Linked DNA regions of Homo sapiens: region 1 is linked to region 2. Evidence: read pairs that join two places in POLR2A ChIA-PET (ENCODE). Cell type or tissue: PC-3. All regions are shown on one strand. Links, peaks and the distances in the headings refer to the core of each region. The heading gives the core; the rest is flanking DNA.

Region 1 (16,772 bases), core at 5,607-13,606, 53 kb before region 2:
ATATTGTAAAATCCTAACATAAAATAGGTCTGGAAAGACAAACTTTCCATGATCTTATATAATAACACTTTCACTATCTTAAAAGTATAAGGAAAGTCTAACGTGGAAAAATTCAGAAGTAATAAGGTTTTTCTATTTTTCATAAATTTTGAATATATCTTCAATAACCAAGGATGAGGTGCAATCCATAACACTGCAGTCCTAGGCTTGAAGTTGTAATTTGCTGACAATCTCATTTCAGCCACATCCAAAATTAGCAACTAATTCTTTACACATACTTTATTAATAGACTCCTGAAATTCAGAGATTAGATTAGAGAGAAGCACATTCATTATTAAGTTGGGAAAACATACAAAACGAAAAATAAAAGGAGCACTTTAATATAATGATCAAACAAACATGATAACCAGCTAAGGAAAAACTACTCACTTGATTTTTAGACTTTTCTTCTACTCAGTAGTAAAATATACGACTGGTACATACAACAGCAAAACTGCTGATAAAATTCTTAACCCACAATCAACCATACACCTTGGTTTATAATTTGGTTTTCGTTAATTTATAATCTAAGCTTCTTGGAAAAGGTTACTTGCTGAGTTACTTAAAATAATCCTTAATTTCTTTTCTAGCTAATCTCACTCTAAAAGGGTAACTTTTAAATTATAACAACTGTTTGGGTTTAATAAAAACCAGAAAGAACTTTTTGAGAAATACATTCAGAGGAAAGGTAGCCATTACCAAAAAGTGATCTTGGTTTGGCCTTTAAAAAAGAAGAGAATAAACCACGAAAACCTTCAAAGTCCTTCTAACTTAAAGTAATAAAAATAAAAGTTGCTGACACCTGGTAGTCAAGTGAATCATAAAATCTTTTTTAAGGATACATTTTATTGATTTTTTTTTCAGGGTTCTTCCATAACAGCACAGTAGGAAATTCATTAACCCTAAAGGGATAAAGGCATAATCCCAATGAAGATAAAAATCAAGATGAACTAAAAATGTGTTTGCTGATACTAATTCAGTGGATAGGGTTGCTACATATCCAATTCCTAAACATCTGTGAGGAATTAAGATTTTCTCTTTCAGGGAAAAAAACAATAATAATAAGAGCTAATATTTATTAAGCATTAATATGTGCCGAGCACTAGGCTAAACAGCTAGTATATATTATTCCACTGAATTCTTACATCCAAATCTTACAAAAATCTATCTGATTCCAGAGACGTTCCAGGAGGACGAGAGTAAAATCAGCAGAGATATGAGGGAGAAAGACCAAAGACAGATCATATACATTATTAAAAAGGTAACTACCCTAAGTCCTCACTCTCAACCTATTTATTCTTCCTTTATAAACAATGCTAGTGAGCTTGACTAAACACCTAAACTTCAAGCAGATGAGAGGCAGCAAATTAGAAGAGGGAATCGGCCTCTATCCTTGGAGCCACAAGTAGTAGTAACTGATAAGCAATAGAAATCAGAAAGAAACAATAAGCAGCAAACATCTCAAGATCATGGCGGTCTAAGAACTTTAATGCAGAAACAAAGCAGGCTATATACCTTACTAGGCCCAGACAGCACTGTTGATAAATGTTTATTTATGTAAAGAATGACTAGGTCATAAAATAACCTGTGGCTAGGAGAGTAACAGCGTGTCAAAAAATTGTTCAGATATGTTCAGAACGCTCTACTTAAGAGAGAATGAAAGACAGCAATACAACAGTGTGAATTATTGGCCAGACTATGGGCAGTTCATTTGCAGAAGACCCCAGATGGCCAAGACTGAGCTACAGTTTGCACTCTCCTGTGCTGGGGGAGCTGGTGGTTTGGGCTTCAGGCCACCTGATGTCCAGGCTCCGCTACCACACTTCTGTGCGCCCTAAAAAATGAGTTGACCCAGGTTACCTTTTCAGTCTTTTTCCTCTTTACTACTTCGCTTTAAATACCGTGAGAGAAACCACCTATTACCCACTTCTCTGAAATTCATGAAAATTTGACAACTGGCCAACACTTTCAAGACGTGGAGTTATCAAAAGCCACAAAAATGCACTCAGTTAATATTTACAGCAGGGAGATACTTTAGTTACCTGGAGAAAAGTGGTATTGGCACACAAGACATAACAGGATAGACCGGTCTTGCCATGGCTAGAATTGGAATTCCACTTTTACTTACTTCTTGCAGTAGGAAACTGAGAGAAAATTAATCCTTTCATTTCAGTTATTTTAGGAGAGAAGCTCTTTTATATATGCTTTGCAAATATTCAACTGGACTGCTCTTAATGCATAGGTATTTTACAACCTTGCTTGAATGCAAGTTTATTTTGTGGACCTCTGAGCCATAAAAGGACATCTCCCACCTCTAGAAAGAGGAACCATGTGAACACAATATAGATTTGGGGTGATGAAGGAAAAGTGGGTGAGAAAAAAAAATGCATTAAATCAGTATTTACACCAAAGGTTATCAAGGAAACCCAGATTTAGGCTGTCAGTAGCATTAACTTCTTAAATCAGTTTTTCTCAACCCTGACTGAAAATCAGAATCCCTGAAGTACCACCTGGGTACTATGCCCTCCTCTCCCAAGCAATACATCTACTTCTGGCCAGGGGTCCCCTTTAATGTGCTAAATAATCAAAATCAGTGAAATTCTTTTTATCCAGTCTGCATTATTCTTGGTAGATTCTATTCCATTAAGAGTTAAACCTGTTCACTGACAGAAATATCAATAAACTAGGATAAAGTTAAAAATCTGCTGACCACAGACTTGTGTTGAGCACAAGGGTAATACCTAATCCTTTTTGCTGCGGTGAGCCATTTAAACACCACTCTGAATGCAGGGTGGGAAATAAAAATGAGCCATTCAGTAGCCTTGCAAAGATGTGCAAGAACCTAGAATGCTTTTCTGAGAGTTTTAAGCCATGATTTACCCAATCTTTGATATCTGTTCTATAGATAAATACTGCTCGATCCCATCTCCCCAGCTAACACACTCTACCTCCCACTTTTCCTCCCTTTCCTCCCTCTCTTCCCCCACTTTGGGCAAGTCTTCCTGCATCTGTTTTGCTTGGCAACACACATCAGCATTCCAACAGATGTCACCTGGCCACTGACAGAAGATTGGAACATATGAGGCAAAGTAAGAAACTTGTTCAAAAGGAAAAAATGATCCCCAGTGAGGTTTCTGCCAGGGAGGATCACCAGACTTTCAGGCCTGAGGCTTGGGAAGGGAGGAGGCTCTGAGTCACTGAAGGCCATACCTTGTCATCACCCTTGCATGGGTATCAGATTGAAAGAATGCTCCCAAGAGCACTGTCTCCCATAGAACGCTCCCCTCCTCCCCAAGGACTTCCTCTCCTCCCTCAAACACAGAACCTCTGCAGAAACCTTAACTGGTCAGCTTAAAGAAGCCTGAGGATAAACTGGCTGTGACCACTTACGATGACCAAAGGACTTCATTACAAAGCATGATGTCTATTTCTTTCTTTATTTAAATCCACGTTCTAAAGAAAATTTTCAGTAGCTGAGACAAAGGAGTGTCTATTTCATCAGCAGCAACTTAAAAACTCTCCGCTACCCATCTCTATTCTTGCCTTTTCCATGAACTAAGATTGTGTCTATCTGCTCATCTGTCAAGCCCTCAGCCCATCAAGGAAACACATGATAAACTAGGGGTGAAGGGAATAAAAATATTTCACCCCAAAATATACCTCTTTGATACACTGTGAATGGCTGTTCAGAGGGCAGGTCTGTGGGGGGAGATTTGCACCTGGGGAGGAAACTGCACTGATGGGAGGCCATCTTTCTCTAAGGCCCTCCCTTGTCCAGATCTAGGGAAGATTGACTGAGAGTCTGACATCTTTAAAGGTCTGAAAGAAACATCTGCCTTCTCTGTGAGGGCTGCTACCTAGGAGGTTTCATCTACACGACAGGGCCACCTCTGCTAGCCAGGCCTCCTCTTCTCTCCCTCCAAGAATCTTTCTTGCCACCATAACCTGATTGACCACCATACCCTGTTTTTGGTCGGGCTCTGAGCCCCATTCTTCCTATAACCTCAGGATGGTATAGAAGCTTCTGAACCCCATTGGGGGGTTGGGGTAATCAATCTGCATGCACGTTAATAAAGTTGTATGGCATTTCTCCTATTAATTGGGCTTTTGACAGTTGATTTTTCAGGGGACCATCAGAAGGCGCAGAGCAATTTTCCCTTGGCCCCCACAGTAGGGGCAAAAAACGACGACCTCCAAAACTGAGGGAAACATGCAGAAACCTTGCTCCTGGAAAACGCTTCTGAAGGGCCTGCCTCTCTATGGGGGTGAAGCTTGCAGGATAAATGAGCTATTTTAAAAGCTATGTATCAGCTTTGCTTTAATGCCCACACATTATTCATCAATGGACAATACGCCTTATAATAAATGCAATCTGCAAATCAGAAGCAGACTCGCTGGTGCAAAAGTGCAAAAATATATCCACCCACGCCCTGGCATGACACAGGCAGCAGAAAGCATCTTGAAATAACACTTCCTTAAGGAGAAGAAAAACCTCCCATTTTCTAGGCATTGCAACATGAAAATGACAGGCTAAGTACTAAGGGGGAGACTAACTCCCGAGACAATCCATGATCTTTCCTGGTATTCGGAGAAATCAAAGGGTGTGGAGGGAAACAGCACAGGCCAGGGACCAGGATCTGCCACATACTAAGGCGACATGCACTTCTGCAAAGGCCTCTCAGCTCCCGCCTTGCCCTCCATCCAGTACAGTAGCCAGTGTGGTCCATGGAGACAGAAACAAAGTTCCTTGGGAACTGTTACATTTTCATGAGAGATTCTAGTATAACATAACAGGTCTTCATTTCAAGTATAATAGGGTTTTAGAGTACATGATCTTAAAATATGAAATATGAACAATTTTCTGTAAACTGTAAATTAAGATCCAAGTTAAGGGGCAACCGGAACTCAGAGGACTAATACCTAACCATTAGAATTGAGACATTTTAAAAGTAACTATGTTAACTTCAGGAGCATATTCTTGTAACCCTAGAGTTTTTCATGAGCGAAAAATAATAAAATTGCCAATTGATCAATTCTCTATCTGGACTGAATGAATGAAATTTCCAAATTTTAAAATTCTGGGTGACAAATATACGGAAGGAAAGATTAAAAGCATCCATTTTCCAAAAAGTCTAATGCCTTAGACCCAGATATAACTGCAGTCACCAGATTATTTTAATAGTAGCCAGTAATCTTAAAACATTTCTATCTGTTCTTCATAACTATATAGAAAGCAAGTCCACTTTAAAAGCAGAGAATAATGATCTCTTAATAAGGTGTCTGCTTAGATTTGTAACTTTATCTGGATTAACTCCAACACTTCAAAACACAAGACTCTTAGTACCTATAATTGGTCTTATCATTTAAAAATACTTAAGTGTTTAAAAATCACTCCAAAGTCACATCCATGAATACTGCCACCAGCAATCTGCGTATATTATTTTCAACCACAAGTTCTCCAATTTGATATATTGTATTTTCTATTGGCACAACACAACAGCATAATGAAGAACCTGGGAGCTGGACATTTCTGTCTTTCTTGTTAATCCGTTTGTGTGATTCACCTACAAGACCTACTTTGCAATGGAGTGAAAGAGCTGGAGTGGGGGAACCTCAGTATTTCTCCAGTATTTACTAGAACTTTCTACAGAGATACAAACCCACTGGCCAAAATATGCACATAATTAGACACTGAAAAGATATACATATGAGAACTTACATGAATCACTAAGAAAAACATCTGGTGTTTCCCTCATTTTAGTTATTTTTTTCATGGTTCAGAAATTTAATACTTTTATATGGCTGAATCTATCCAACTTCTGTGATTTCCTTTTCTGCTTCTAAGGTTAGAAATGTATCATCCTTCACAGATCTGATACTCAATTTTCACTGCTTTTTCTATGATGTGAAACATTTTATATGAAATTATCTATCCTGAATTTAATTTGGCACTTGGTTTAGGTTGCAGATCCGATCAACATTATAATTTTTTCAAATGGTTATATGCACATATAATTGAATACGATTTGTTCAAATGGTGGAAATATGGTTTATATTTCCCTTTTTGTTGCTAAATCTAAATACATATGATATTTAAATACATGTACCATATGTAGTTAACATGTCTCATATCATACAGATTAGCATTTTTCTTACATAAATGTCATATCCAACAAAAAGAAATGCAGAGACGTATTTAAAATATTCATTTCTTTAGTTTTTCTTCAGGATAAATTCTCCCCTGTATATATAAACAGTTTCTTTATAAACTCCATAAATAAAGCCTACTTAGTTGGATACAGTGTCTCATGCCTGTAAACCCAGCACTTTGGGAGGCCAAGGCAGGAGGACTGCTTGAGGCCAGGGGTTTGAGACCAGCCTGGGCAACATAGTAAGACCCCCATCTCTACAAAAACTAAAAAATTAGCTGCGTGTGTTGACATGTACCTGTGGTCCAGCTACTTGGGAGTCTGAGGTGGGAGGATCACTTGAGCCTGGGAGGTGGAGGTGGCAGTGAGCCATCTTAACGCCACCGTACTCCAGCCTGGGCAACAGAGCAAGACCCTGTCTCCCTCCCTCAATTCCCCAAAAGAAAGCTTCATCCTCTCTGTTCCAGTTATGATCCTACACTATGATGTTATAATGAAAGTGACAATAATCCATTGCATTCCTGGGTCTCTGCTACCACCATTAAATGGCAGAAACTGTGCCTTGGTATTTCCTTGTCCTCAGCATGGCCTGGCAGGTGTTCAGAGAGCAGCTTTGTGGAAGGCAGGCCAGCAAGGAAGGAATTCATCCAACTCCACATTTGATGGAAAAGAGAGGAATTGTTTGTGATGACAGCCACACCCAAGAAATCTTCAGCAACGTTTCACATGAAAAATAATTTGCTGAAACCTGCTAATAATGAACAAGGCAATTTGGAGCCAATATGACCACCACATCCCTGGGAGGCACATCTACCTTCAGTCTTTCAATGAGGCCCCTCCCACTGGCCCACTGAGACAAATCTGGTCACTTTTCAGCATCTAGTTCCAGTCTTGCCCCTCCATGACACAGTTCCTGTCCCTCCCAGCCTGTGCATAAGCAATCTGTCACCCAATGCCTTGCTTAGTGCCTGCTATCAGGAGTAAGGCTTCTTCTGCTAGGCAGGCCTCACCTCAGCTGTCCCATCTGTTTGTGAAACTGAAAGCTCTATAAACCAAGCTCCCTAAGTATTTATATGTCCAACGTCAAGAAGGATAGGGCTTCACGTGCAGTGATTATTCAAAAATAATTATTTCATACTCAAGAGAGAAAAAGAATATTCTCTATTACTGCAAAAGTAAAGCTCTCAGGGTTGGTAAATGGGTACGAAAATACGGTCAGATGAAGGAGTAAGTTCTAGTGTTCAACAGCACAGTAGTCCATGTCCTCAGCACGACAGTTAATAAGAAGTTACTATACATTTCAAAACAGCCAGAAGACAAGATTTGGGATGTTCTTAACACACAGATGCCACAAATGTCTGCAGTGACAGATATTTCAAATATTTCAGTATGTAATGATTTGATCATTACACACTGTATGCATGTTAACAAGATATCACATGTACCCCCATAAACAGGTACAAGATATCACATGTACCCCCATAAACAGGTACAACTATTATGTATCAATTTTTAAAAAGGAAAGTTCTCACTTTCCTCATCTTTAAAATTAAAGGAACTGGCCAGCATAATTTCCAAGGCAACTCACAGCTCTGCAAATCTGTGAATCTAACATTTAAAAATGACCCCTGCATACATTAGCTGGAGAAAAATGCCATACTGCAGAATGCAGGAGCTTCTCTTGCTAATATAATTTCAACCGAGGGTGCAAGCAGGCCGGAGGCACACTGTGTCCTTAGCATTGCTGTGTCCTTAGCCTTGGCATTTGGGCACCTAATAATGCGTGCTAATGTGTATAACATCGTTTCTGGATTTTATAAAAGCAGATAATTACCGTAGTAAGAAGTTAGCAAAAAAGATAATTACTGTAGTAAGAGGTTAATTCAACTTAAATATTCAAACTAAATTAAAATATTTAAAGTTTTATTACAACTTAATATCTCTTTTATTCAAGTGGAAAAGCATAATCAGTAAGGTCCTATGGAACAGATACTATGCTTAAGGCATTTTAACTCATGAGGAAGACCATATAAAAGAAGCCCAGAGGTATGCTGATAGTTTCCAGTGTTCAACTGTGACTAATTCCTTACAAAGTTTAAGAGTCCATGTTAGTTCTGCAATGTAACTCCTAGCCAGAAGACCTCCTGGATTTGAAGAAGTGCTGGATTGTTTGGTTGGAGCTTAATATACATTATTACATTTCAGTATTGCTGGTTCCACCCCACCTTTTCTATTCAACTCAATTTTTAAAATCTGGACCAAAACAGTTGTTTTCCTTCATGAGGTAACTACCTAGCCATGCATTTGAAAAGAACATGAGAGAGAGAAAAAAAAAAAAAAAAAAGCCTAAGAAGTAGGATTTATTATCACGCTTGAAAATGTCAAGGAAATGGATGAGTTATGACATGTGTGAGTCATTAAATGTATTTTAAAAGTCTACCAGCTCTCGAATGACCAATAGAAGAAAGAGAAACTAAATCTATCAGAAACGATTTGAATTTCAAAGTATTTAACATGCTTAATAACAACCCCAGCCCATCTAACCCCCAAGAAAGAAGTAAGCAAGATAATGAGTGATGATGTGGGTTGCAAGTAGGCTCCTCAAAGTTATTATACAGGGAAGTAAAAGTCACTTGACTCACTGTGATCTACAAAAATTAAGTCACAAAAGAAGGCTGTGTAAACTCTAGGAACCTGTGAAAAGCTGATCTGCCTGGGGGAAATTCCAGTCTCTTGCTACCTGGAGGAATTTACTCTGCTCTGCTTACTGGATACGTGGCATAATGCTTAACATTAAAACAAACACTGAATGGTTTCCAGAAATAGGGAGGTTGTGCAGGCACTTAAGGGAACCAATACAAAGTTTCCGAATACTAAAGTGTAGCAACGAGTCAAATCAGAGATAGGAGGGCCCCCTTCCAGCTCAATTATGATCCGTCCTTTTATTTGATTTCATGACCTGTCCCTTCACAGAGATTTAATCACTGTACTCAAAAGTGTCAGAACAGTCCACAGTTCTAAAATTGTCAGGGCATAAAAAACAGGCTTCTTGAAATACAATTGATTCCATCCTCCATCCTGAAAGAAACTAAGCTTCCTGTCAAAACATGGTGATGCCTAGAGACCAGGAAAGTGCCCGTTTAGGACATGGCATGAAACCAGCCAGGACATCAGGGGCTAACTTTCAGGCCCACTCACATCAGGCCACCTGTCTCACTGAGTTACTCATTTATTCTCCTCTGTATCCTAGTTGGCCCAAGGAAGCCACAGCAGAATAATCAAGAGATTCCAAAGGAGAACTCCAGTGAGAACATTATGCATTCAACATGCTCACTGAGAGAAGATTATTTCTTTTCCTTTTTTTTTTTTTTTTCCTGAGACAGAGTTTCACTCTGTCGCCCAGGCTGGAGTGCAGTGGCACGATCTCAGCTCACTGCAACCTCCGCCTCCCGGGTTCAAGAGATCCTCCCACCTCAGCCTCTCAAGAAGCTGGGACTACAGACAGAGGCCACCACGCCTGGCTAGCTTTTGTATTTTTTGTAGAGATGAGGCTTCGCCATGTTGCTCAGGCTGGTCTCGAAGTCCTGGGCTCAAGGGATCTACCTGCCTCAGCCTCTGGAAGTGCTGGGATTACAGACATGAGCCTCCGTGCCCAGCCAGCATTTCTTAAAAACATTTTATCACAAATAGAGACAGAAGTCCAGGGCCTGGCACTGGAATGTGGTGAACGAAGATTATTTCTAAAAATCTTTCAATAATCTCCACCTGCCCAGAAATGTATAGACATTCTGCAATACCTGCTTTTGCTAATATTTAACACATTCCGTCCTTTGGCCTTCTTAATTTTTTATTCAGAGTGGGGCATACGCAGCAGGTGAAGGCTGTTTTGGTGCTCTCCTTTGTGCAGGACATGGAATATCATGCTGCTTGGTATGAACTAAGAGAACTAGAAGGTTGCAGACAGGATGATAACCTGTCCGAATAATCACCAGCCAACTCTGAGGTGGGTTTCCAAAGTTTCCTTTGACATTTACAGAGGAAATGTAGACATTCTGGTACCTTTGTGTAGAATCAGCAATTTCAACACCACCTATGAATTTCCTGCTTTTTCCCATTCTTGCAAATGGCTTAATATAATTAAGAGTTAAAAAGGTAAAAACGTATTTAGGATAGCTAACCTGTATCGCCCACAGTAATATGCAGGTAATTATTTTTATTAAAAAATGTGCTAGATCATTGACAGTTGCACAAGTAGCATTACCATTTAGATTCGCCTCAACTATACAGAAATATTCATCAACTATCCAGAAACCATTCAACTATCCAACATTTATTACATTTTAAGGTAGTTTTTACATAAAGTAAATTTATTCTGGTACTGTGAACTTTTATGAAAAGATAGCAAGTTTCTTATCAGTATGTATTATAAAATTAGAGATTTATTTCAATGACTAGGAATTCTGCCACCAGGCTTAGCCAAGAGAAGCAGCTGCACCATTTATGAAAACTCTCTAAAAGACAGTATCTTAAAATAAGACATATTCCCAAATATCTCCCTCATTTTAAAGTCATACAATGTGGAAATTTTGTAGATATAACACTATATTGTTTCTCAAAAGCCTCAGTCTATACCAAAGTAACAGTAGACTCAACCACTGGAAATATTACAGCAAAATGACATGGTAAAAAATATGCTAGAAATGCAAGCCAAAATGTTATAAGGCTTCAAAATCAACACAGTAAATATACTTACGAGTCCTTTTCTATAATGCATAGTTCAGGAAGCAATTCTTTTCCAAGACTGTATTTGGTGTTAGGGACAAATACTTAGGAAAGATGAGATGACAACAGAAAGAGCATCAAAGCTATTTATTAAACATTTCCAGGTATGCCATAAATGCATGTTGTCCTTGTGTTAAATGCCATACTGATCAAAAAATGGTTGTTCACAATTAACCTAATTAACCTGCTAGGGGAAAGACTTGTATATTACAGATACCTGGTTCACGAATCAGGTACTTCCATGGACACTTTCATTTAAACCTAACTATGAACCTACGAGCTGGACATTTTTATCCTCAAATTTACTGATGAGGAATAGGCTTAGAGAGGGAGTCTAAGTACTCCAGGACCAAAAGCTAGTGAACTGCAGAGGACGGCTCTTTGGATCCCCAAAGAAGCCTTCTCTCACCTTCAGGCCAGTGCTGCAAGACACCAAATGAAGTTACCACCTCTAAACTTTTCAAAAAAACTGTCACATCACAGGAAGCATTAAACTGCTTTTTGGCTTAACATATACTTTTTAATTGTGCAAATATACACACACACATAAATACACATTCCCATTATAGGTGCACAAAGTGGTATCATAGTATACACTATGATATACACATAATGTTATTACACCTAACAACGGTATCACATCCTTTCATCTGAAACAGTGAAATAACACCATTTCACATGGGAGGGTCAAGTGAGATAATGCCTCCACAATGGGACAGCCATACATATTAAGTGAAATAAACAAAGCATTCTTCAAATTGTGAAGTGCTACAGAAACATGAGCTATGCTGCAAGCCATGTACAGTTTCTGTTTACAAACATATCGGTGTCAACCTTGTGCACTGCCTATCCAACTTTTCAAAACATCCCTGAAAACAGGTGACATTTGAAGATATATATTGGTTTATTCTAAGACCACATTAAGAGAGAGCATTACTATACATGAGAGAAGAAAGAAAGTTGATTGAATCCAGTCAGAAACCAGGTCAATGAAAAGAATGCTACTTGTTTTTCTTCTCCATTACAATATTAAGTTTTATTTTTATTTTTTTGAGACAAAGTCTCGTTCTGCTGCCCAGGCTGTAGAGCAGTGGTAGAAACAGTAATCTCAAACTACTGGGCTCAAGCAATCCTCCCACCTTCGCCTCCTGTGTTGTTATGTTTTAAAATAAAGGGGTGGTTAATACATTGGATACTCGAGTTATTTTTAGGGTAAAAAACAGACATCGACTAATATTAATGTCAAAAAATGGCCGTATATTAAAAACATCTTCTGTAAAAGAGACTCAAAGTTTCCCCAAATGAAAAGAATTTGGATATTCCTTTGTTGTTCAATAAAAGTAATTTTTAATCACAAGAGATTACTACACTACTCCTGTGAAGTACATGTCCACTGAGAGGACACAGAGGAAAGTCCAGAGAGCTTGAGCTGAAAGAACGCTCTCTTCTCCAATAGCATATGCAGTAGGTGTTAGAATTACTGCTTTTGTCCGGGTGGGCCCTCCTCCCTCCGTTTACATTACAAACTGTGTCAGCAAGACACTGAGATAGTCCCTGAAACTTTCCAAGTAACGGGTGTAATGTTATATACACAGTAGACCTTGAGTACTTCATAACACCAATGAGATTAGAAAACTGGCTCCTCAAGCTTGTAAAATGCAGAGTTTCACAGTTATTATGCACAAAATGGCATACAAAGGGGGCACAAATGCTGGTAAATGGTGGTCCAACTTCCTCAGAATAACTCTAATGCAGTTAAGAGGCTCAGAACCCAATAACCCAAAAGCTAATTTATAAGAAAATAACTAAATTACTCACTAAATGACTACTAATGACTGCCACAGACTGAATTGGTAAATTCTAACAATTCTGAAAATTTTTAACTGATTATAATTGATGACTATACGAATGAATTCTTGTCTACTGACAGTGATAAACCAGGTGGAAAACTTATCATCACAAGGGTTTCCCCTGTATTTTTTCTAATAATTTAGTTGGTTAACATTTTTTGGAGTCATGTTACATTTTAGATTTAGTCATGGCAGGATGTTTGGGAGGCACAGATAAAAGTACTCAACAACTTAATCTTGTAATAAGGTCTAAAGTATAGCTTATGAAATATGAGCACGTTGTCAAATGAATCCCGAGCGGTATTCCCAAATCTAGGAAGACTTTCCGTATCATTCCACCACCAAACTGCAACAGATTCTAGCTAATTTTTCATGTAAACTTAATAATGTAATGTCCTTTAGACCAAAGCAGTGGATATTTGAAACGCCAAAAAAGCTTGGTAGCAGCCAGACTGTAGACGCCCAAGTGAATGTTTTCCTTCAAGATAAGTAAGGCGGTGGCAGCTGCTGCCTAAACTTAACACCCCTGTCCATATGAAATGCATACAAAGTTGCTGAATGGAGCAGGCGGTTTTGTTATGTGACCACTTTTGGTTTTGTTTTTTAAAGAAAAATCGTTTTGCTTAAAAGAAAACCAGCTTACTAACCACGTACTAATTTATGTATGTGTACAAAAATACATACATATGAAAATGCAAACTACTGTTCACTAGTTGGAACTTACTCTCCAAGAAAAGCTCTTTATTCCAGAATTTATATTCTCCAAATGTGTAGAAACTTGTTTTTCACTACATAGGCCTTGCAAGTTAGAATAGCCCTTTTAAGCAAGGTACACATAAGTTTTAGTTTATTCGATTTGTTTTCTAATTACATTTGAAAGTTCAAACCAAATGAGTTTGAACTTTTTTGAGTTTAATTGTATGAATCCCTTTGTCTTCCACATCAGAACTGCAAAGTGATTTCAGTTTTTGGTAATATAATTGAATAGTTATCAAACTTTAGGAAATATATTTTTGTCAATCTTCATGCGGTAAGTGGTCCAAGTTCAGCATGGAATTGTGTTGCCGAACAAAGCCTACAACTGTCATGATGGTAATTTGTTGGGGGTGGGCGTTAAAGGCTACTATAATATCAAAACACTGTCAAAATTTGTACCATTGTGTAATACATGGTATAGGTTCAGACCAAGACAAAGCACTTAGCCATTTCCCAATAGAAGAGTTTGAGATAATGAAAGAAAGGAGATACATGGAAGGAAAGAGAAGAAGAAAAATAAATTTTCATTAAGCATCTGATTGTATCTTCAAAATGATGAAAACCAATGATGGAGGAGTGATAAAGTTTACTTGAAAGACGAAACTTATTTCTGAACACAAAGCAATAAAAGACAATACAATTCTAGAGTAATACTCAGACGCTCACTTTTCAAAATCACAATTCATAAGTGAAATCCAAAGAAAAGTCCCCTAGACATTTACTAATCATATCCTCAAACTGGCAGTCACATGAAATTCAGGAGAAAAAATATCCAATTCAAAATATAAGGAGCTTGTTCTTTAGGAGAAAGCACTCACTGGCTAGTGATTACTAGTAAAAGAAACCAAACTGATTAAACTTTTCATTCCACTCTAAACCACGAAAGCTGCAGAGTCATCATATGCCTGGTCGATGGAGCGTGCAGCTGTCTCTCTGTACTCCATTTCACTGAAAGGGAGCGATCAGGAACAGAGAAACAGGAAGGCCAGAATCTGTTCTAAGGCGTCTATTTCTCCACAGCTGGAGACAGGGTACTTACTATTCTATATACAGCATCCTCGGCTTGGACACTCAAGTGTGCAGTGTTAAATTGCACGCCACGCCATCTGACCATTAACGAGTCCCCATCAGTTTCCCCTAGCCTTGGGCCATAACCCAATGTGCTTTAAAAACGCATCTGTTAGTATCTTAGCAGTGTCACTTGTGGGATAGTAATGTCACTATCCCACAAGCGACACTACTCTCGTTCAGTATTACTTAATGGGACAAAAAACAAAGCAAATTATATAACAACGACTGACCTGACCTCCTGCAGCAAACAGGCCATGACAGATAATCAAATTCCACTAAACTTTACGTTCACCTATTTTAACTATTAAGAGACGAAACTGAGGTCCTTTGCAATATCCTCCCCTTTCCGAGAACTGATTATTTTTAAAGTATTGTCACAGGCTATACTTGCAAGCAGCTTTTTAAATGCAATTCCAACATCAGCACGTTGGGGCACTGACTTGTTTTTTGGCAGATTAAAGTAACAAATTTTATTCGAAATTCTTCTATTCAGAAAAATAAAAGCAGGGGGAAGGTATTCTGCTTGGATTTCCCAAACAGACAAAGTTCTTTGACTTTGAGGACCTACAGAAGACATTTGCAGAAATGGTGTTTTGCGCACCAAACACTGGACCACAAATCATCGTGCCAGAACTCGGCCAAACATTCAGATCCACTGGCCTGAAGCAGGGAAACTCCCGGAACAGAGGGTGAGGTTTTATTTTGGTTACGCCGCAGAGTAAGCATCGAAGTTGAAATCAGTAAACACATGTAAACACGCTGTGAACTTACCGTGGTGTCAGCTCCCGTGGAAACAGGGCTTTTGGCGCTTTTCTCCTCGGGATTCTGGGGAGCTTCTTCCGGCCCCCGGGTTACAAGAATTCTAAAATGCTGCTGCCCCGCGTTCTGATCCTGCCTGATCTTAAATGTGCACCCCTGGCCCTGCGGAGTCCTCTCCGCGGAGTTCGTCCTGCGGATTTCAGGAGCCATCCTGCCAGCTCGAGGCGATGCCTCCAGGGCTCCCCGATCTTCCGTGGGGCTCCCTCGCTCGCTTCGGGGCTGCGTGGGGTACGAGGTGCTCCTCTCCAGCCGAATGCGAGGATACCTCACCAACCTGTCCCCCTTTGTGCCCGTGAAGCCAAAGTTGAGGTCGCTGCCTGGCCCCGAAGCGCCTTGTTGGGGCTGCTGCAACTGGAAGACAAAACACCGCTTCCCAGAGCTTCCAGAAGCATCTGGAACGTGCTGCAGGGACCAGCGCCTGGGCTCTGCCGCGGCCGGGCCGCCCTGGCCATCGGGGCCCAGGGGCAGCAGCCTCACCTGGCGCACGTCGGCGCTGGAGGCGCGGTGCTGGATGCGCAGGCCCGGGGCAGCCTCCTCCGCGCAGTCCACGGGGCCGGAGCACCGCACGCGGCGGCCGCACGTGCCGTTGACCTGGAGCCCTGGGTCCCGGGCTGCCCTCGGAGGGGAGCTCCCGGGGGTGTCCCTCGGCGAGGGCTCCCGGGAGCCACTCTGGGGCGAGGCCCTCGTGGTGGCAGTGGCGGAGGCCTGGTCCCTGGGGTCGGGCGTTGCGCATGGAGGCCCATCGTCGGCGCCCTCGGGCGGCCCGCACCCGTCCGTGGCCCCGTCCGTGGCCTTGCGCTGCAGGGAGATCTGCACGGAGGAGCTGCACGTGGGGCGGGCGTCGATGCTGGTCAAGAGCTGCGGGATGAACATGGACGAGCTCCGCTTAAGCGCACCCACGCCTCCCTGCAGGCCTCCGCCGCCGTCCTCCCCTCCGTTCTGGGCGAAGGGGTGCGGGCTGCTTCTCCGCGGTAGGGTGTGGAATGCCATGAAGAAGTCGTCTTCTCTCTCCTGGTCTAGGATGTCTGATTCGGGGGCTGTGTTGCTGCGACCAGAGCCAAAATGAAACCGAAGCCGATGGGCCATGGTGACCAGGGGGGCCAGGAGGGCTAGGGCAAGCGGCAACAACAGGCCCGACACTGCCAGAAGTCACAAACCAAAGACACAAATTCCAAGAAAAAGTGTCCCATCTGCCAAACTGTTAGCACTGCGGCACCGGGAGCGACAGATAGCAGAAATAACCCAAGTGGCAAGCGGCATTCCAGGCATGATTGGATAAGAGCAAAAAGCTCTCATCCACACTGTG
Region 2 (16,772 bases), core at 4,010-12,009:
GTAATACCAGCTACTCGTGGGGCTAAGACAGGAGGATCACTTGAGCCCAAGAGTTATAATGCTGCAGTGAGCTGCAATCACACCATGGCACCACACTCGTGGGTGACAGAGCGAGACCCTAGCCCCATAAAAAATAAAATTAAAAATAAACAAACTGCTAAGAATGTACTATATCACTTATTTTAACACAGTGAGTAACCAAATGAGAAGAATTCAGATGCTGAGGGTAGAGGAGACCCAAGTTTCTCTATTTTGTTCAAAACCAGCTACAGTAGAGGAGAAACTAGGACACTTGGAGGGGGAGGAATAAATTGAACACAACGAAGATAACATGACACAGGCAAAAATCTTTACATAACACAGGCAAGGTTTGGTGATAACAACATAGGCTTGAATTTCCTCACATGGTCTTAAATCCCTCCTAACTCGCGTTAGCTTTTTCTTCCAATGCCTTACAAATGTGTGGTTTACATGCTTCATAAGGTCCTACAATCAACTCACTATAACAAAACATCTGAAAGGCAAATTGTTTCATCAAGAAGGGGGAAAGGTCTCCTGCATCTTTAAATGCCATTCAGTAAACACAATACGATGTACCTCTTCTGCTCAAAGCATTTGAAAAGACCCCAAGATTTGTATCCTCAAAACATTTAGAATCTGGCAGCTACAGACAGTTCCTAATTTATGAAACCTTGTATTCCTAATGTTTAATTTTTAGGGCTGTTACTTAGGATCCTGATCACATTTTCACAGGAAAGAAAGACCTCAACCTTAGTGAAATCTGCCAGTTCCTTAGGCTGTAAAGACCATCTAAATGGAAATGACTCTGGCCCCTCTTTTGAGCTCCATTCTCCTCTACCACCATCTTCACACATCCACTTGGAGATCTAAGGGATGCCTTAGACCTAAAAGGAGCAGTGATTCCACCTCTGCACTGCTCCCCAGCGCATCTGTCCCATCTCAGTGGCCCCCAGCCAGTTCAAGAGGACATTTCCTCAGTTCTGCTCTTCCCTTTCTCTCTTACACATCCAGTCAATCAACAGATCCTAAGGGCTCCATCCCCAAATTTAATCTCCCACCATCTCCTCCTCTCCATTCTGAATGTTACCATTTTGGTGTTTAAACCATCCTCTCTCACTCAGGCCTCTGCAACAGCCTCCTAACTGGCCTCTGGGTCACTCTCACTTGCTACAATAAATCACACCAAGCCACTCCTTTCTTGCAACTCTCCAGGCTGACTTACTACAACCTTAAGCAGGAAATGCAAATTCCCCAGCACCCACACAGCCCTAAAGAACCATGGCTCCTTTACCTTCATCTCCAGCCCTCCCCCATGAACTCTCTCCCTTCCCCAGCCCCACTGACCTGGCTACTTCTCAAACCTCTCAAACTCACTTTCACGTGCCTCTCTACGAACACTCCTCCCCCAAATCTTCAGGGCTGCTCTCTTCTCTGCTGATGATAAATGGCACAGTGAGTCTTTGTGCTGATTGCAACATAAACTAGTACCACACGTTAGGAAAGCAAATTGGTAATCTATACCAAAAGTATTTAAATCCTAATATTCTTTAATTTAGGAATCCCATTTCCAGGGAGGTATCATAGGAACAGAATCTGACTAAAAAAAAAAAAAAATTCTTGTTTTGCACAAAGATATTCCCAGTACCTTTCTCTCTTAAATGAAAAACTGGAAACAAACTTAACAGATATGATAAATAGGATATTGTACATTCAGAAACATATATTACATATTGGAATAAATCACCAAAATAGACTATATCTATGTTATGATGCGAAGTATAAATATACATTCTCTCCTAAAAAACAACTAAAAGGAAAATGCCAAAATATTAAGAGTGACTGATGTTCTTTCTGTTGTTTTTTCTGTTTTTTCCTCTATTTTTTTTCAGACTTAGAAAAATGTATAATTTTCACAATTAGAGTGGGGAAATTCCTTCTTGTTTTTAACAGAAGGAAATTATGCTGTAAGTAGTTGTTAGCTTTCCAAGTCAACAAAGAAAAGACACTTAAAAACACAATGTTAAAATTAAAAGGTGCTATACAAGATATACAATAAATCAAATGAGAAAAAACATATGACAGATGGGGAGTTAAACTGCCCATTTTACAAAGAATTCTTATCAATGAAAAATTAATAGGTCAAAGGAAAAATTGACAGAAGGATGTGAGTTGGCACTGGATAAAAATGGAAATATAAATACACGAAGAGATACTTGGCATCACTGACTGAAGACATAAAATGAGATGTTTTTACCTTCCATAATGTCGAAGATGAAAAGACTGATAAAATGGGTTAATATTGAACTAGGGAAAAACTGGTACTCTCATCAACCACTACAGCCAGTGGAAACTAGTGCAGTACTACAGAAGGCAATTTCCCAACGTCTATGAACATTGTAAATGTTCTTGTCCTTTGAACCAGGAATTCAACTATGGGAACTTAACTACAGAAACCCTCACACATAGATATATCACGAAACACCAGGCTGGGTATGGTGGCTCACGCCTGTAATCCTAGCACTTTGGGAAGCCAAGGCAGACGGATCACTTGAGGTCAGGAGTTCAAGACCAGCCTGGCCAACATGGTGAAACCCTGTCTCTACTAAAAATACAAAAATTAGCCAGGCATGGTGGTGCATGCCTATAGTCCCAGCTACTCGGGAGGCTGAGGAAGGAGAATCACTTGAACCTGGGAGGCAGAGGTTGCAGTGAGCTGAGATGGCATCGCTGCACTCCAGCCTGGGTGACACAGTGAGACTCTGTCTCAACAACAACAACAAAAAAAAAAAAAAAAATGAAAGAAAGAAAGAAACAGAAATACCACAGAGTTTTAAAAACATGACACACCTCAGAAAACATCCTAGATCTATTAATTAGAGAAAAAACCCCAAAGCTCTGTTGCAATCTATCATTTCCAGCATGATCCCGTTTAAAACAACAACAACAACAAAACACACACACACACACACACACACACACACACACACAAACCGAGCAGCTAATGTTTATGGAATCCTTACTATATGACAGCACTGTTCTAAGTCTTTTAAGAGCACCACCTATTTTAATCTTTGCAGTAACCCTAACAGTAACAGATAGGCGCTGTTATTATCCCTGCTCTACAGATGATCCCACTAAGGCTTGGAGAGATCAACAGAAGTTTCCATCCAAGTGGCCCTCTGAGTGTACATTTCTATCTCTCTCTTTCTCTGATTCAGACTAAATATCACAGTCATAAGAATCTTGGGAAAATAAGACACAGTATCATCACATGAACAGATATGGGATGGGCTTGGGTTGAAAGAAAAACAAAACCAGGGGACTGCTGCTGTACAAGTATTCTCCAGATGCCAGAAATTCAAAAGAAACAAATCAAGAGATGGAGTCAAGAGATCCAAGGGGGCTAGAGTGACTAACCCTGGGGCAGCGATCAGGTGATTTATCAGGAAGCTTCATTTCCTCTCTGCTTTTCCCACTGCTACCTTGCACTTCATGTAGGCCAAAGCAGGAATGTGGTCCTAAGACTGAAGTGCAGGCAGCTCAAGAGAGCAAGCAGGGCCATGCAGGAGCCACATCTGAAAGGCCACCTCCTGGCCCATCCCACCGGGCCCTACATATTGCTTCAACCTGGCACATTCCAGTGAAAAAGGGGCAAACGAGAGGCACAAACAGGAAGACCAGTAGACCACCAAAAACTGCCAATGATGCCAAAGGGCAGGCAAACGGGGTCTCAGAATAAACCAAAGAAGAATGTTAAATACTCACAATTAATATGCTCGTAAAATCTAAGAGGATATCAGCACAGCAAAACAAGAACAGACTAGAATTAAAAAAAAAACAACAACAACAAAAACCAAATCAAGACCTAAGAGAAGGAGCCAGCATGTTTAACCTCAAACCACAGCATTGCAGCTTCCTTCATAGGAAAAAAATGGGGATGTGGTTAACACTCATCACTGGTGAGTGACTTGGAAATCCCTGCCACCCCACTCTCCCACCATTCCACATTAACCTCCACCCCACTCCCTGCTTAACATACAGAATGAGCATTTTCATCTTGTTCTCCACACTCACACATTTACACATATGGGCACAGGAGGAATGCGTCTTTTAGAACTGGATATTATACATTTTTCTACACATTGCTTCTCATTCATCAAGTTCTCATAGAAATTCCTCCACAGCCAACTCTCATACAGCTCTAGTTCTCTCATAATATTACATGGTACAAACAGTCCATAAATTGGCCGTTTTTCAACTGATGGGTTTTCATATTTTCAGTATTTTGCCACTATAATGGTACAATAAATATCCTTATACATATGACTTTGCACACATTTTTTATTTCTAAAAGACAAATAACCGAGGACAAAGGTTGCTTAGAAGAAAGGTATGATAGTTTTTTATTTTAATATACATTGCCCATCTGCTTTTCAATTTCCCAACTGCCCATAATTCACATTTCCATCAGTATTATGAGAAATAATACCACTTGCCACTTCTATTACAGCCTTGCTATCAAAAAGTGTTATTTTTCTCTATTTTTACCAATCTGATGGGTTTAAAGTAACGTCTCATTGTTTAATCTGCATTTCCCTAGCAAAAATGAACTATTTTTCATAGGTTTGCCAGCTAGCTGTCTGCATTTGTTATCTGTGTATTCTATATTAACATTCTTTGTCCATTTTTCCTCTGTGGTTTTCTTAACAATTTGTAAGTTTTTTGTTATAGATAGTAACCCCATGTCTGTTTCAAATATCCCTTCTTGATCTATGACTTAATCACGTATCTTTTGCCACAGAAAAGTTTAAAAATATATATTCAGGCTAGGTATGGTGGATCATGCCTGTTAATCCCAGCACTTTGGGAGGCTGAGGTGGGCAGATCACTTGAGAACAGGAGTTCTAGACCAGCCTGAGCAATATGGTGAAACCTCGTCTCCACAAAAAATTGGCTAGGCATGGTAGCTGATATGGTTTAGCTCTGTGTCCCCATGCAAATCTCACCTTGAACTGTAATAATCCCCACGTGTCACGGGAGGGACCCGGTGGGAGGTAACTGAATCACAGATGCAGGTTTTTCCCATGCCGTTCTCATGATAGTGAATTACATCTCATGTGATCTGATGGTTATAAAGGGGAGTTCCCCTGCATACACTCTGTTGCCTGCCACCATGTAAGATGGGACTTTGCTCCTCATTCACCTTCACCCGTGATCGTGAGTCCTCCCCAGCCATGTGAAACTGTGAAACCTCTTTCCTTTCTAAATTGCCCCGTCTCAGGTATGTCTTTATTAGCAGTATGAGAACTAATACAGTGAGTCTTGCCTGTAGTCTCAGCTACATGGGAGGCTGAGGTGGGAGAATCACCTGAGTCTGGGAGGTCAAGGCTGCAGTGAGCCCTGATCGCGCCACTGCACTCCAGCCTGACAGAGTGAGACCGTCTCAAAAAATAAACAAATAAAAATAAAATATATGTTCAAAGTGTGTCTCTTTTTATAGCTTGTGCGTATCAAATTTTGCTTAACCATTCTCCCTCACTCCAAGATTATACAAAATAGGTTCTTATATTTTCTTGTAAAAGTTGAATTGCTTGTTTACATTTAAGTGTTTGAAGATTCCGGGACTTATTACTGATTATGATATTAGATAGAGGTCTGTGCTGTTCCCCCAACCCCCTCTCCAGATAAAGAACTGGTTATGCCAGTACCAACCTCAACAGTACTGAACTATCATCTTGTTATACATTCACTCTCTTAATGAGACACAGTCCTAGATTCTCTAGTCTGTTCCACTGAACTATTTATGTAATTCTGGATCAATACCACATTGCTTTGATCACGAAGACTTCTTATTCTTAGCATGTTGTCATTACTTGTAAGCCAAATCTGCCCTCACCGGTTTTCTTTTCCATATTTGTCTTGGCTCCTCTCAGGTAGTACGTATTTATTCTTCTATAAAGACTTCAGGATTATTTTATTCAATTAAAGAGAAAACCCACCACTTTGGAAATTCTAACCGGAATCACAAGAAATTTACTTATTAATTTTGTAATAAGATACATTCAGGCATTACATGTTTTAATTTCTCTAGATTATATTTCACATTCTTCACTAAGAAGGTTACAGGTATTAGTTCAATGTCTTCCTAGGTTATCTGCTGCTATTGTGAAAGAAATACTTAACTTCCATTTCTAGGTGCTTATCTTCAAAACACAGAAAAGATAATTTCTAGAGACCTATCTTTTATCCAGCTTCCTTGACAATTGTTTCTGTTGATTTTAGATTTTTTACTAGATGCTCTTGCGATTTCTAGACATATGACCATTTCATTGTCTTACTCCACTCACAAGAACCTCTAAGATAATATTAAATACTAATTGTAAAATGTAAGATTCTTCTCTCATTCCTAATTTTAATTGAATGGCTTTAGTGTTTTGTCTTTTAGGAAATATTTGCTGTGGTGTGTGTGTGTTTGTGTACACATATATGGCCTTTATGTTTAAGTAATTTATTTTTATTCCTAGTTCGCTTTCTCAGATTGTACTATATTAGGAATGGCTACTAAACTTTTTCAGATAGGTTTCTAGCCTCTACTGACTTATTCATATATTCCTCTCCTTCAATATGATTGTGTAACAACTGATGATAGTGATGAGTTTCTAACAGTTAATCACCCTGGTGTTACTGGAAAATAACTATTGATTATAGTGCATTCGTGTTTTGATGCACCCAAGAGTCTATTTGTTAATAAATTATTTTAAATTTCTACATTTACTTTCATAAATAATATTGATCTTTATTTTTATTTTTTTAATTCATCAGATTTTTAAATTAAAATTTTGATGGTTTTATAAAATGAACTGGGAACCTTTCCATGTTTTAGTATGTCCTGGAAGAGTAAAAATAACACTCAAATTTTCTATTTTTTCAAGCCAGTGTGACCAACATGGAGAAACCCCGTCTCTACTAAAAATACAAAATTAGCCGGGCATGATGGCACATGCCTGTAATCCCAGCTACTTGGGAGGCTGAGGCAGGAGAAGCACCTGAACCTGGGAGGCGGAGGTTGCAGTGAGCCGAGATCGCACCGTTGCACTCCAGCCTGGGCAACAAGAGCGAAACTCCATCTCCAAAAACAAACAAACAAACAAAACCTCAGCTGGAAATCCATGGATTCCTGGTGCCTTTCTCAATGGTAACTTTTAATCATCTTTCCTATCTCTTCTATAGTAATTGGTCTATTCAACTTTTCCATGCTTCTTGGATCAACTTTGGTAATTTGTATTTTCCTAAGAAGTCAGCCCTATATTTTCAAATGTGTTGCCACAGGGCTGCATGTAATGTTTTCTTATAAAGTCTATTGATATCTCCTGTGTCTCCTTTCTCATTCCTATTATCTATTTCTTTCTTTTTTGTTGTTGTTGATGTTGAGACGAAGTGTCGCTTTTCTTGCCCAGGCTGGAGTGCAATGGAGTGCTCTTGGCTCACCGCAACCTCTGCCTCCCAGGTTTGGGCAATTCTCCTGCCTCACCTCCTGAGTAGCTGAGATTACAGGCATAAGCCACCATGCCCGGCCAAATTTGTATTTTTTTAGTATGGATGGGTTTCTCCATGTTGGTCAGGCTAGTCTCAAACTCCCGACCTCAGGTGATCCGCCCGCCTTGGCCTCCCAAAGTGCTAGAATTACAGGTGTGAGCCATCATGCCCGGCCTCTCATTCCTATTATCTAGTTCTAAGTTAGGATGATTTCTTTCTGTTCCTGAGTTAGGATAATGAGAGTTTACTTTATTGGTCATTTCAAATAACCAGCTATTGGATTTACATAACTTTTAAATCTTATCATCTCCTAATTCCTCCCTCCTAGTTTTTATATTTTTTTGTTTACTTAGTTGATCTTTTTCTAATTTCTTAGGATGCAGACTCAATTCTTTACTTTTTACCTTCATTAAATAATGAACGTAGGTCTTTTCTCCAGGTGATATGCTCTATGATGCTTAGAATTTTTACAAAGACCAAGAAAGAAAAATACCCAAGATGAAAACGTTATGAGTCACAAGGCAAGTAAGTAATGGAACTAACAGGCTAGTTGTTGGCATTCTAAGAAAGGAGGGGGAAGAGTAAACTGTCCCTAGTGGGGGCGGGGGTGGGGTGTGCAGAAAGAGAAGGAGGAGGTAAAGGAGGGGGAGGTGGAGGAGGAGGAGGTGGAAGAGGAGGGGGGCAGTAGGAGGTGGAGGAGGAGGAGGAGGGGGCAGGAGGAGGGAGAGGAGGAGGAGGGGGAGGGGGGGAGGAGGAGGGGGAGGAGGAGGTGGAAGAGGAGGTGGAGGTGGAGGATGAAGGGGGAGGAGGAAGTAGTGGAGGAGGAGGAAGTAGTGGAGGAGGAGGTAAGGGAGGAGGAGGAGGTGGAGGAAGAGGAGGGGGGCAGGATGAGGGGGAGGAATTGCTTCCATTTCCTGAGTGCAGGCCGAGTTTGAACTATAATCTCTTATCTATTATCTTTCTTATCCCATTGTTAGGTTTTCACTCTTCATTTCACATTTTGGGAAACATGTTTGGGTTCATATTCAGGCTTAAAAAACTAACCAACAAACAAAAAAATTCCCACTGGAATGAATCCTGCAGTCAGACTACATTTAGCCTAATTTTAAAACTGCTATTAAATATCTAGAATCAGTGTTCCAAAGTGAAGGCACCCCAGGATCTCGAATCAGCAAAGGTTCACTCCCATGTCACGACAGTGAGCTCACTCATGCATAAATGTGGCCTAATATATCTGAGGAGTATTTTCAGCACAGCTTGATATACAGCTCTGTTAATCAGAAGAGCCAGTCATTCAGAACCCACTCCTTCTCCAGGTTCAGAAATGTACCCTTTTAAAAAGTGACCTTGTCTATGCAATAGCTTCAGACAGCAATTCTCAAAAACCAATGCTGAAGGGGCAAAGTGAATCTGCTTCTCCCAGGGTGAGAGGCTCTGACCTCATTAGAAAACTGTCTAAGGCCAGAAGCAAAGCTGCTACTATTTTCTTAATCCTCCCTACAGGGAATTAAGGATGACTTAAAAGGTCTCAACCTGGCCTGGGGAACTTGAAAATGACACTCGAATAAAATCACATTCATTTATGCTCTACTAATTCAGAATTATTTTTATGATCTGGAAAGAGTTTGGACTCACGTTTCCATTTTTAGACCCTATGACAACAGGCTGAGAAGGAGGCTCAACCTACTTATGGGAACAAATTTTAGATGCTCTGACTCATATGTAAACAACTGAAGTGCTAATAATTTATCTGTTAGTTAGAGCAAATACTTCTATTTGGGTTGCTACCATAAGCCCTTGTAAGAACTAGAACCAAAATGACAATGTTCATATGTCCTATATTTAATTTTGTCACTTTGTTCCTGAATACTTTCCCCCGAGTGAATCCCAGTGAATAAAATGTTACTATTATATTAAACCCCCATTAGAACAGGAACTCTTTGGTAGTAGGAACCATTTAATGTTCCAGTGAGGAAATAATACCACTCTGCTCTTTGTTGTTGTTGTTGTTGTTGTTGAGACAGAGTCTCACTCTGTCACTCAGGCTGGAGTGCAGTGGCATGACCTTGGCTCACTGCAACCTCCGCCCCCTGATTCTCTGCCTCAGCCTCCTGAGCAGGTGGGACTACACAGGTACTCACCACCATGCCAGCTATTTTTGTATTTTTAGTAGAGGCAGGGTTTCACCATGTTGGCCAGGCTGGTCTCAATATACCTCCCTTCTCTTTAAGTTATGTCAACTTTTTGGGGGAAAGGTCCAAAATTCCACCTTCCATGAACAAAAAACCTGACCTGGATCCTGCTTAAGCAACCTCAGATCCTGGTCAAGAGCCAGATGTCAGATGACACTCGTGAGTGAGTGCAGAGGCACGGCCAAGGGTGCAGCTGTACCCCAAACATCACTGGGGGATGGGCATGGTACTGCCGCTACTAAGTCATAGAAATTTTAAAAAGGTGGAACAGGGCCCAGGGACCCTCGGCTATCAAGTCTCTTAGAACCTACTGGCTGGTTCTGCACAGGACCACCAGCCCAAGTACCTTCATATATTCCTGTTGCACTTAGAGGTTAACAACCCTGTAGGCCATCCACTCTCACTCCCATCTATGCATATTACCCTGCCTGCCTTAACCCATTCTTCAGGGAGGAAACTACAGCTCCAGAACTGTAAGTAGGAGAGTTTCAAGGACGCTGCATTGGCTATAAACAAGCGCTGTTTCCAATTTCCCAGAAAAAAAAAAAAATCTCTAAAATAAGGTATTTGGTTGATTTCCCTCTTCCTGATCCCCACACAGCACTCTGGTTTTCATCTGTGAAAAATAAATGGAACAATCTCTGTTTTCCAAAGTTCCGTGATATACAGCTACTTGTCATGGTTAAAATATAAAATGGCGCCGGCTGGAACTTCCAGATATCCTTGTATCTTTTTCAAGCACTTTAAATTTCACTTCCTGGTGAAAATATTCTATCTGATTCCATTCTTGGCAAACAACCGTATGCTAAAGCTTAAAGAGAAAAGAGTGGATGGGAGAACTAATATGCACTTTCACAATGCAAAGGACAACAGGGGAGACACAATTCAAAGGTCTTTTCCTTGTGCACAGGATGGGTGGGAGAACTGAGTGCCTTTGGATCGTCCCTTATTCCATCACACTGTAGCAAGTGGTGTACCCCAACTGCCGATGAAGGTGCCCAGGTGGGGATGCAATTGATTCCTACCTGTATGTTCGTGCTGTAATATTTGCCCAATGAGGTCAAGGAACAGGAGACCACCATGCCTCCCACAAACACCCACACACTTAAATGCCTCCAACCTCAGCCAGCAATTCTGTTACTTCTCACTTCTGCGGATTTCTCTTCTCTTACTTGTGCTCTTTCCAGTTTTTGCCTATTATTTCTCCCACATATCTTAAGTTCTGTTGCCAGATCTCTATGCATACGTTACCATGTCCAGCAAAGATGAATTCTCCTGTACCTTAAGCAGCAGGCTGTCCTCCAAGAGCTTATACCTGAGGAGGGGAGGTTCAGACCCCGTGCAAACACAGATCCATAAACTGGTTACATTTGACTGGAAAACTTGATATAATCTTCAAACCGATGTTGCTGGGCTGAACCAAGCTACTCTCCTGCTGAAAGTTTGGGTTTTTGTTGTTGTTGCTGTTGTTGTTGTTTTGAGATGGAGTCTCGCTATGTCACCCAGGCTGGAGTGCAGTGGTGCGATCTCAGCTCACTGCAACCTCTGTCTCCTGGGTTCAATAGATTCTCCTTCCTCAGCCTCCCAAGTAGCTGGAATTATAGGCATATACCACCATGCCTGGCTAATTTTTGTATTTTTAGTAGAGACAGGGTTTCGCCACGTTGGTCAGGCTGGTCCCGAACTCCTGACCTCAGGTGATCCGCCTGCCTCGGCCTCCCAAAGTGCTGGGATTACAGGGATGAGCCACCGCGCCCCATGCTGAAAGTTTCAGTGCATCCTGTACCCAGCGCAAAGGGGAGCATCTTTCATTCCTCTGCAAATAGCTTTATTGCAATTAAGAGAAATTAAAGGAATTAAGGAAGCCATTGTACAGAAGGTGGTATCTGAACTGGATCTCATCAGCTAAGCAAAGTCCAGACATATGCAGAAGGAGGCACAAGGACACTAGGATTCTGAGGCCAGAAGAACAGCACAGAGGAAAACAAACATCAGAACATATACAGACAACCCAGACAGTCTAGCGTGGCTAGAACCAAGGGGATGTGAAAGGAAATGAGAGGGGACCTGGGTTAGACCAAAACTATATTCTACCAGAATGCCAGGGAAAGGGTTTGGGAGTTTTTTTTTTTTTAAACAATAATGCTATTTCTTAATTACTGGTGGTTTCTACCATTTCTCTGTGAAATCTTCAACTAATGACTAATGAATAGCCCTGAAATTTCAAGATCCGCCTTCCTACATGTTTTCTATTCTTACTAACTTAATCATCTCATTTCCCTCTCCCAACTGACACACTCCACAGTCCCTACCAGCTGCCTGCCTCCCTCCTTCTCTCCCTGCCAACCACACACACACACACACACACATACACACACACCCCTCTAGTCAAAATAGCCCAAGCTACTTATGATTATAAAACAAACTTTCAAATATTTTTACCAAAAACATTTCTTCTATATATAACTTCCATCATTTTTAAAAGGGTAAATATTTTTGCCAGGTGGCTGTATTTACCTTTCTTTAATCTCTTGTTATTCTCTTGGACATTTGTGAACACAACAGATTACTTGGTGTGTTAGCTCATGGCTTTACTGCTCATTCTCCTACCAACCCACAACTGTGCCTGTGCTAGCTAGAAGCTGGTGACCACAAAACTATATTAGTTCATTAGGAGTTAATTAAAAGGACTAAGAACCTCAAAAGCAGGAAACACAAATAGGACATAATAAAGATGATACCTTTGATTCTACATTGCTTACTCTACTTGGTCGATCTTAGAATATCTTATGGTTATGGATAAAATGTATTTGATGGGTTGAACTCTCAACCCAAACATCCCATATGGAGATGCTCACAGACTACTGGATGTCTGGATCTGATCCACATTCTGCTTTATCACTGGTTTGATGCCGAGTTCCTCCCCTGCCATTTTTTGATCTATTTTTTCCCTTTCTTCATCATACTCTGTTGGATTTCAGAGCTGGAGAGTTTCATTTTGTCTCGCAAACCATTTGACCTCTAGTGCTTTTTATAGCACCTTCTTGCTTCTTTTTTAAACATTCACATAGATGACCTTCAGAAAGATCTACAATACATATAAAACCTTTTATGTAATGAGTGTCTAATGTGAAGAACATGATGGACTATCTAAACTTATTTTTATAAGACTAAAGCTCAGAAACATAAGCAATTCCCATGCGTCATGACCTGTCACCAGTTAACATAATGTGAAGGAAAGTGATGAGAGTGATTTTCATTTACTTAGACGCCTGCTCATTCATTTGGTTGGAGCAATCCCAAGAAAACCTTGCCCAGTGGAAATTTCAAGGTTTCTATTAGACTGTAAGCATCTTGAAGTCAACGGACTTACTTTACTCCTTTATGTACTCCACATAACCACCTTGTCACATATACACCAAAAGCAAAATAACTGCTTATTGTGAATAAGTAAATCACCATTAATTATTTTGTAAATATATTTGTGCCTACAAGGTACAGACAGATCTATGATAAAGTCAGCTAGGCATTTTTTTTTTTGAGAAGGAGTCTCACTCTGTTGCCCAGGCTGTAGTGCAGTGGTGCAATCTTGGCTGACTGCAACCTCCGCTTCCCAGGTTCAAGCAATTCTCCTGCTTCAGCCTCCCGAGTAACTGGGATTACAGGTGCACACCACCACGTCTGGGTAATTTTTGTACTTTTAGTAGAGACGGGGGTCTCACCATGTTGGCCAGGCAGGTCTCAAACTCCTGGCCACAAATGATCTGCCCGCCTTGGCCTCACAAAGTGCTGGGATTACAGGCGTCAGCCACCACGCCCGGCCAGCTAGGTTTTTGGAGTCAAAATGGTTGAATTTTTTATTATAAGTCATTCTATGAAACTGGTTATTTTCTGTGGCTAAAAGCAGTGGCTTTTTCACAGCAGTTGGATTGAACTGGGTTCTCTAAAACCAGGGTGATAAGATTAGTATAAATCTTCAGACTGAAAAACTTTCTCTAATTATGCCCTTATAAATTGCAGTACACAGTTGTTATTTTTCAAATGCTACAAGTTTTTAGGGTCTGATTCACTAGTCTTCTCAGACAGTCTGGCAAGACTTAATTTGTCTGAGAGATCAACTACCAAATGGAGAATTTCATTTAATTATATAAAAAGTAAAAAAAAAAAAAATTGCAAAATGTTTTTACCAGTCATGGTTATTTTAACATTTACTAATTTGGGTATAGCTAACATAGTTTAGAAAAAAAAAAAAAGATCATCTGTTTCTTTGTATAAAAAGCTGTCTTTAAAAAGAAAACCCCTATACATTTACCAACATTCCATATTGTTATGCTCAACTCTTTCCTACAGTGTACTAGCTCTCATCACTGAATCTAGACATACTTAGATTATTACCACCACTTCCCAAAAATTTACCTTCCAAAACTGAAATGTAAGAGATTAGAAATACTAAATCTAACAATAAAGACTTTTATTTTATTTTTATTATGACAGTGGTTTCACTACTTGTAGTCACTTTTACTGCCAAGTCAGTTTGTGGATAATTTAAGAAGTAATTTGCAATTAAGTTTTTATTTAAGTATATCTAAGTATGCACTGAGGGCCAGGTGCGGCGGCTTACACCTATCATCCCAGCACTTTGGAAGGCTGAGGTGGTAGGATGGCTTGAAGCCAGGAGTTCTAGACCAGCCTGGGCAACACAGTAAGAATCCGTCTCTACAAAAAATAAAAAAATTAGTTGGTGTGGTGGTGTGTGCCTGTAGTCCCAGCTACTCAGGAGGTTAAGGTGGGAGGATCACTTGGGTCCAGGAGCTCAAGGCTGCAGTGAGCTACAAGTGTGTCTCAGTCCTTCAGCCTGGGTGACGAAGTAAAACCTTGTCTCTTAAAAAAAAAAAGTATGTACTGAGGCCCAATATTATCAGTTATTAACACAGGTAGATGTGCACACATGGACACACCTCACAGCAGCAGTAAAACAAATAAATTGAACTAGTAACTTACATAGTGGTGTGTATACTAGCAAGCACAATAGGCCCTTAACAACAATGATGAGAAAATAAATAAAGCTAGGGCACTTGTCAAACAAAAGGAGTATGAAGTATCAGAGACAAATGGCGAAGGATGAAGGCTGTGTTGAATGTATGCAGCAGGAATGGATGGCTACGCTATCCAAGAAAGACCCTACCACCCAAAGGATCAAGTCTGAACCCCTTCCAGGGGGAGGCTGGTGTGAACAGGACAGGCAGGCTGGAGGAGCGCACCAGGAGGAAGTGCAAATCCACGTGTTGAAAAGGAACTGCATCATCCCTGTTTGCAAACCGCTGTTGCATGCTCCTCTGGAGAAAGCCACCAGTCCAGCGCTTCTCCAACCTGACTGCATGAGTCACCCAGGGAATCCAGTAATTGGTAGATTCTATCTCAGCCCCTCTGGGGCAGGGCCTGACATCTTACATTGCTGATGAGCTCCGGGGATGCTGCTGCCCATGGACCACACTTTGGCAAGCACTGTCCTGGAGGACAGCCTGGCCAATAATAGGCAGAGGGAAAGAGAGTTTAACAGAAAGAATATCACCTGCCAGGCAGGGAACAGGAGACCTGGGCTTCCGGCTCTCCCTTTGTTTCCTGCTCTCAGGTCCTTTAGCTGTAAAACACAAGGGATCTCTTAGGTTCCTTTGTAGCTTTAAAAACTTGAGGCAGGAAGAAAGGTTTATGGCCTGAAGAGCTGCACCTCTTAAATCAGGGATTAAAGATGAGGACAGAGCTTTAGAGAATAAAAGGTTACTGAGGAGCTGCACATCTTCAAGGCAAGAGAGGAAGAATTTACTTATTTTTATTGGAATGCCTCGACAAAAATACCAAATGACATATGCCCAGGGCTATTTTTGCAAAACAATGGACAAGTCTGAGAATAACTCAAGTGTCCATCAATAGGGGACTGACTGAATGAACTTCCGTCAGCGTATAGCACAGAGTTATAAAAAGACAAGGGAATTCTCTGTATACTGACATTGAGTGAGTTCCAGTATACAACGCTAAGTGAAAAAAAGAAAACCAGGGCTCAGAACAGTATGTACCATGTGCTGCTTTATGAGTAAGAGAAAATACAAATATATCCATACTCTTTCCAAAAAGGGCAATGGAGGAGGGATAATCCCAGAACAAATAAAGACAGTTACCTATTAGGGGGCAGGGATGAAAGGTTGCCTTAATACACGAACGTAATAAGAACATAAACATAAACATAAACTGTGTATCAAGTTAGTGGTGAACTCATATAGAGAAACATTATTTCACCTGACTTTGAAACCTGTTTCTATTGTCATCCCTGATGGTATATGCTAAATAAAAAAGGACTGCCAAGAAATATTTAACTGCCTTCAGTAGCAATAAAGATAGTAAACTGTTAACAACGGTTGAGGCTGAGTGATGGGGTTTCATTATGCTGTTGGCTCTCATGTTGTCTTCTCTATTTTAGTATATGTTTGAAGAATAATTTAAAAATAGCTTTCCAAATAATCTTCTGCTTTTTTTTTTTGAGACAGGATCACACTCTGTCACCCAAGCTGGAGTACAGTGGCGTGATCTCGGCTCACTGCAACCTCTGCTTCCTGGGTTCAAGCAATTCTCCTGCCTCAGCTTCCCAAGTAGCTGGGATTACAGGCAGGCACCACCATGCCTGGCTAATTTTTGTATTTTTAGTAGAGATGGGGTTTCACCACGTTGGCCAGGGTGGCCTCGAACTCCTGACCTCAAGTGATCTGCCCGCCTTGGCCTCCCAAAGTGCTGGGATTACAGGCGTGAGCCAATGCACCAGCCTAATCTTCTTTATCTAACATTAACATACACACACTGAGCAAGAATACAAGAGAGTCCAGGTTTGCAACAAAGACAACCTTAGTCCACCAAAAGTGAATATCAATATATATAAGATCTAAGATACAAGTAGGTAAGAAGGTGGGGAAGTGGGGCCACACCTGACTCCTACTGCAAAGTAATAGATTCAGCATCTGTACAGACCTCACT

The links. Peaks named below come from ENCODE experiments on the same cell type or tissue, not always from the same donor. Only the 100,000 strongest peaks of a DNase experiment are listed, where the experiment ranks them.
Region 1: POLR2A ChIA-PET joins it to region 2 with 12 read pairs; 4 of 35 experiments call an interaction of 5 or more read pairs at or near these places.

Annotation. Positions count from the first base shown.
Region 1 is chr18:58,255,421-58,272,192 of GRCh38, reverse strand. All of the region lies in intron 5 of NEDD4L (NEDD4 like E3 ubiquitin protein ligase), which reads right to left. Among named protein-coding and RNA genes, the nearest start is that of MIR122HG, 180 kb to the left of the region's middle. In PC-3, for the core only: no CTCF peak of the experiment used is centred there; a DNase peak (open chromatin) is centred at 8,912; H3K4me3 peaks cover 1,742 bases; H3K27ac peaks cover 3,112 bases.
Region 2 is chr18:58,200,845-58,217,616 of GRCh38, reverse strand. The region is part of intron 2 of NEDD4L (NEDD4 like E3 ubiquitin protein ligase); the gene reads right to left. Among named protein-coding and RNA genes, the nearest start is that of NEDD4L, 170 kb to the right of the region's middle. RefSeq lists an enhancer at 5,135-5,184. In PC-3, for the core only: no CTCF peak of the experiment used is centred there; a DNase peak (open chromatin) is centred at 8,106; H3K27ac peaks cover 2,294 bases.